Linked DNA regions of Homo sapiens: region 2 is linked to region 1. Evidence: chromatin loops called from intact Hi-C (ENCODE). Cell type or tissue: CD14-positive monocyte. All regions are shown on one strand. Each heading gives the region's core, and the rest is flanking DNA. Links, peaks and the distances in the headings are about the cores only.

What was found. Peaks named below come from ENCODE experiments on the same cell type or tissue, not always from the same donor. Only the 100,000 strongest peaks of a DNase experiment are listed, where the experiment ranks them.
Region 2: a loop joins it to region 1, with 2.3 times the contacts of the local background. A loop is called at or near these places in 5 of 110 quality-filtered maps.

Annotation. Positions count from the first base shown.
Region 1 is chr17:32,573,474-32,576,395 of GRCh38, forward strand. All of the region lies in intron 21 of MYO1D (myosin ID), which reads right to left. Among named protein-coding and RNA genes, the nearest start is that of CDK5R1, 88 kb to the left of the region's middle. In CD14-positive monocyte, for the core only: no CTCF peak of the experiment used is centred there; no DNase peak of the experiment used is centred there.
Region 2 is chr17:32,523,637-32,526,548 of GRCh38, forward strand. The region is part of intron 21 of MYO1D (myosin ID); the gene reads right to left. Among named protein-coding and RNA genes, the nearest start is that of CDK5R1, 38 kb to the left of the region's middle. In CD14-positive monocyte, for the core only: no CTCF peak of the experiment used is centred there; no DNase peak of the experiment used is centred there.

The DNA of each region.
Region 1 (2,922 bases), core at 154-2,653:
ACTTCACAGGAAAGGGTGTGTGTGAAAGGCTCTGACTGTGCTGTTTTTCTTCTTTTTTTTTTTTGAGGGAAGGTTTTGGTCTGTTACCGAGGCTGGAGTGCAGTGGTGTGATCACCGCACACTGCAGCCTCGAACTCCTGGGCTCAAGCAATCCTCCCACCTCAGCCTCCTGAGTAGATGGGATGACAGGCATGTGCCACCACTTTCGGCTAATTTATTTATTTTTTATTTTTTAGAGACAGGGCCTTCTTATATTCCCCAGGCTGGTCTTGAACTCCTGGCCTCAAGCCATCCTTCCACCTCAGTCTCCTAAAGTGCTGGGATTACAAGTGTGAGCCACTGTGCCCGGTCTCTGACCATATTTTATCCCTTGTTTATTTTTTATTATTATTTTTTGAGACGGAGTCTCGCTCTTTCACCCAGGCTGGAGTGCAGTGGCGCAATCTCGACTCACTGCAGGCTCCGCCCCCCAGGGTTCACGCCATTCTCCTGCCTCAGCCTCCTGCGTAGCTGGGACTACAGGCGCCCGCCACCTCGCCCGGCTAATTTTTTGTATTTTTACTAGAGACAGGGTTTCACCGTGTTAGCCAGGATGGTCTCGATCTCCTGACCTCGTGATCCGTCCGCCTCAGCCTCCCAAAGTGCTGGGATTACAGGTGTGAGCCACTGCGCCCGGCCCCCTTGTTTATTTTTAACTTTATACCTGACTGATACTTTGGCTGGGAATAGAATTATAGGTGGACAATACTTATCTCTCCGTACTTTACAGAAGCTTGTCTTTTAGCATCTAGTATAAGTGAAGAGAATTCACATACATGTGCACAGTTGTATCACTACTAGCAAAGACTATCCAGATTGATGCACCCAAGATGAAATTTTGTAAAGCTAGCTAATTTAAATTAAGTGGGTTAGTCTGAATTATAGTATGTTGAGTAAAGAAATTCTGTTTTCTTTCTTTCAAATGTAAATAGCGTCTCCACAAATTCTTCTCCAAATCAGGCTAATTGTCTTTCTGCAAGTCTTCTTTTCCTAATCATTTTCTTAGTAAACTTCTTATTCACAGCATTTAATTCTCCTTCATGCTGCTCATCACCATTGTACTTGCTTTCAATTATTCATTTGAAAATTCAGTGTGGTAAGAAATAGTATCTTGCTTATTGCTGTATCTTTGGCACCTAACTTATGTAGAAAGAGAGCCTGGCACTTCTGAGTGTGGGCTCACTATACAGATTGAGAAAACAAAAGTAAAGGTACACGAGGTGCAGCTGAAGCCCTCTCAAAGTCAAGAAGCATATCCCTGGTGAGCTGTGTAGGCTCCCTAGTCCTAACATCTAAAACAGTGGTTTGCAGGGATCATGAGCTTTGAAGTCAGAAAAACTGGGTTTGAATCTGTCTGTGCTCGCCACTTGCTAGCTGTATGACCCTGGACAAGTCATTTATATGCTCTGAACTCTGGGTTCTTCATATGTAAAATGAGGATAAATATGTCTACCTTGTAATACAGTGACTTTGAAGGATAAATAAGACAGTTTATGTAAAGTTACTGACATAATCGTGGGAGCTGATGGGAAGTATCGGAAGTATTATTGTTATTAATAAAAGCAATGAAATGTTGATATACAGAAATCAAACCTAAAGCACTAATTTTGATGAAAGAATCCCAAATTTATGTACTGTTTCACATAATACTAAGCATGATAAAAAACATTCTAGAGTAAAACTCAAATTATTAGCAGGTATTTAAATAAAGCTACTTTTGGCCCAGCCAAACGTTCTTCCTACTTTCTGTAGCTCCAATCCGAGGACCTTTGATTTACCTTGTCTGTATATAGCTCAATCCATTAAAAAATCATTAGGCAGCAGCCTCAGGCTACAAAGCCTTACATTTGATTTCTTTTGCATCCTTTAATTTACTGATGAAAATTTTGAAAGAGTAAAATTGAAATTAGTGAGGCTTTATTGAAAGTTCATTACATCCACAATAAATTTTGCTTGGTTAAATAAAATTTTCCATGTGGTGTGATTATATAGTACAAGGAAAGAGATTTTCTGGGGTGACTTATGGATACCCACCTTATTATCTTAGTCCTATCAGATGCATAGTGAGTTCTCTATCTGCTCCTTTTTCCACTTTATGCAGCGAATCCCATGGACTTCACCCCCCATTCCCTCTGGGGTGTGTTTCTCCTAACTTTGTTTTCACTCCATTATGTTTCAATGGCTCCTGCTTCTTCTCTTTGGAGTTTGCCTGGATCCTGCCCATCAGAGAGATGACTGCTAGATTGATGGGTCAGAAATACATCCATCATACAGACTCCAGAATTACCAAGATGATTCTTTGCTCAACTACCTGTAGTGGCAATCAACCTGCCGGGGATAGCATTCCATGGCAACAGAAAAGAAAACATGGGCTTTTAAAAGGTAGGTTCCTAGTATGCTTGTTGTTGAGGGAGAATCTTTTTGTTTTGGTGTGTGTCAATCAATGCCCTCATCTAAGAGATGTGACAACAGTGAAGATGCAAAACCACAGGAACCTCAAAACCACTAAAAGCTGTATATTTGACTCCTTTTTACCTATTAAAGGGAATCCATTAGTAGACTTCAAGAACAAAATCAGAGTAAAATTAGTTCACTCTTAGGTAGATCAGGGGTGAGTCAGGAGAAGAAAGAGGAAGCATGTCAAAATATCTACTATCCCAAAGAACTTTGGAGAACTTGCCAGCTTGCTACTCTGCCCCACTTGCTATTTAGGTTCTAAGCACTATGACTGATGGCAAGTTTGTAAACTACAAGGTTTTATATTTAAAGGAACCTGGGTCTCCTGACCTTATTTCTCTATCTAAGAAGCAACAAAGGACAGCATATTTAGGAATCTGCATTAGAATCAACTACCAAGGACAATTTCTGAGGACAATTGTGACT
Region 2 (2,912 bases), core at 163-2,662, 50 kb before region 1:
TATCTCTACAAAAGATTACCCAGGCATGGTGGTGTGCACTTATAGTCCCAGCTACTTAGGAGGCTGAGTCCCTGAGCCTGGGAAGTTGAGGCTGCAGTGAACGGTGATTGTACCACTGCACTCCAGCCTGGGCAACAGAAAAAGACCCTGTCTCAAAAAAAAAAAAAAAAAAAAAAGAGTGCCAACCCTGGAGTGAGAGTGGTCGGGGCAAATCCCATCTTCTCCCAACAACCAGTAAGCCGTGGGGCAAACTTCTTAACCTCTCCAAGCCTCAGTTTCCTCAGCCATGAAATGGGGATGACGATAGTATTATTTTCATACAGACTTTGTGAAGATCAAAAGATAATGATCCATGGCAAAGAGTTCTCTCAGCACAGTGCCTGGAGCACAGTGCCGTGCGTAATCAGCATGTGCTGCTGCTATTATGATTGCCACAGAGCTGCTACAACCAGGGTAAACTAGTTTTCTTACAAGAAAAATGGAATAAAAAAGTTGTTGGTGCTTTTCTATGTTTGGGAAAGCATATCTGTTTTCTCTGGGGCTGAATGAATATATGCATCGTTTTGAATTTCCCACAGTAAAAAAAGCATCATTTTGCTTTTGTCTTTGGTGGAGCATGCTTCCTTCCGACGTCAACTCACTCTTCCCTCTATTGGTGAGAAAGTCTCAGTCTCAGTCTTAGTTTCACAACTAAAACACTCTCTGCGCTAACAAGCTCAGGCGTAGGATGGAAAAAATGAACTTACATTTCATTACTTTTTCTTTTTTTTTCTTTGGACAGGGTCACGCTCTGTCACCCAGGCTGGAGTGCGGTGGCACCATCATAGCTCACTGCAGCCTCAAACTTCTGGGTTCAAGCAATCCTCCTGTGTCAGCCTCCAGAGTAGCTGGGACCACACAGGTGGGTGCCATCATGCCTGATTAATTCTTTTTTTTTTTTTTTTTTTGAGACAGTCTCGCTCTTTTGCTCAGGCTGGAGTGCAGTGGCATGATCTCGGCTCACTGCAACCTCCGCCTCTGGGTTCAAGCGATTCTCCTGCCTCAGCCTCCTGAGTAGCTGGGATTACAGGTGCCCACCACCATGCCTGGCTGATTTTTGTATTTTTAGTAGAGATGGGGTTTCACCATGTTGGTTAGGCTGGTCTTGAACTCCTGACCTTGTGATTCACCCACCTTGGCCTCCCAAAGTGCTGGGATTACAATCGTGAGCCACTGCGCCTGGCCTTGACTAATTCTTTTAATTTTTAGTAGAGATAAGGTCTCGCTATGTTGCCCAGGTTGGTCTTAAACTCCTGGGCTCAAGCAGTCCTCCTGCACTGGCCTCCCAAAGTGCTAGGATTATAGGCATGAGCCACCACACCTAGCCTACATCTCGTTACTTTTGTTTTCCTTAGGAAGTCAACTGTATTTGGATTATAGCTGAATTAGGAATTCTCAATCTGCAAGCATTCAGGGGCCAACATACTTTTCTTACCATCTGTCAAATGGGCACCGTTAGCTTCAATCATTCATAGGAGTGGGGAACTACAGGCTCCTGGTAGGATTTATTTGGCTGTCAGTTGATAGTCCTCTGACCACTGCTCCAACGGTTTCAAGACAAACCTCCCCTCTCTCCTTCCCCACGTGGATTTCTGTGGCTATCTCACTGAGAGACCTGATCCTGAAGAGTTTTACATTCCTGGCTATTTTAAGCCTCACTAACTGTTCAAATGAGGTCGCCACATGGCATGCAGCTGTGGGAAGCAGCTGCTGTGGTTTGATTTCTAGTCAGTATGTCTTGACATTTCTTATCAAGTGATTTCTAAAATTCCTTGGGTTTTTTTTTTTTCAGGTAATAACCAAGAACTTTTTTTTTTCTTGGGATATAATAAGGTGTGACATCAGAGTTGTGCATCTGATAACCTGCTCCTCGCTGGGGACAGTTCCAGAACCCTGCTAGACTTGATCTTAGCCAAAAGGCCGAGAAGCGATCAGAACCCTGCTAGAAAGGAACATTTATTTCAACTTTCAGGACCCAACTCTCTCTGCCCCAGAAATATCAGTTCTGGGGCCGAGAGACACTGCAGCGGCCCTCCCTGCAGTTTCTAATTGGAGCCCATCCTGGAGTCTCAGATGCCACAGAAGAAAGTAGAGAGAACTGGGCAGCTTGCTGGGCTCCCTGGCGCTACCTTCAGTGACAATAGCTAACATGGAGGAGAGGCAGGGTCACTCAGCCCGAGGAGAAACTGGACCTCCCAACTCCCCACCTACCTGCCCTTCTCGCTAGGTCATTCAGCTATTTGTCTCCTAGTTCACCCTCATACACCTGTTTGCCACGATGGTTTTGCCTTTAGGCTTTTGCACACGCTATTCCCCACCTGGAAGACTCTTGGTCTCTTTTCCAGATCAACTTCTATTTGTCATTTTTTCCTCAATATTGGCATCACTTTTAGGAGCCTTTCCGATCTTCCAAGAAAGGTTTAACTGCCCCTTTGACGTATATCCCCTATTAATGTACTTAACACATTGCATTGTAATCCCGTCTACTCATCTGGTTCCCCCACCAGATTGTAAACCCTGGGCAGGGTCTGGGTTCTGTTCACTGTTTTATCCCCACTTCTGGCTCAGCACATAATAGCTCCTCTGTAAATATCAGCTCTATATTGTTTCGAACTCAACAAGAACTCCCTCTCTTCCTTTCCCTCCAATATATTTCTTAGATTACATCAAATTATTTGCCCTTCAATAGCCTCTAAGTCTTCTATTTTAACGTATCAAATATCTATTCAAATAAAGTCCTTTGTCAGTTATGAGTTTGAAAAAATCTTCAAGTGTGCATATATGTATGAAAATGTGGCACTACAGACTCCTAGATGGTGTCTGTGCCTAAGATTAATACCTAAATACAAAGTGAACATCTTACCCGGATAACT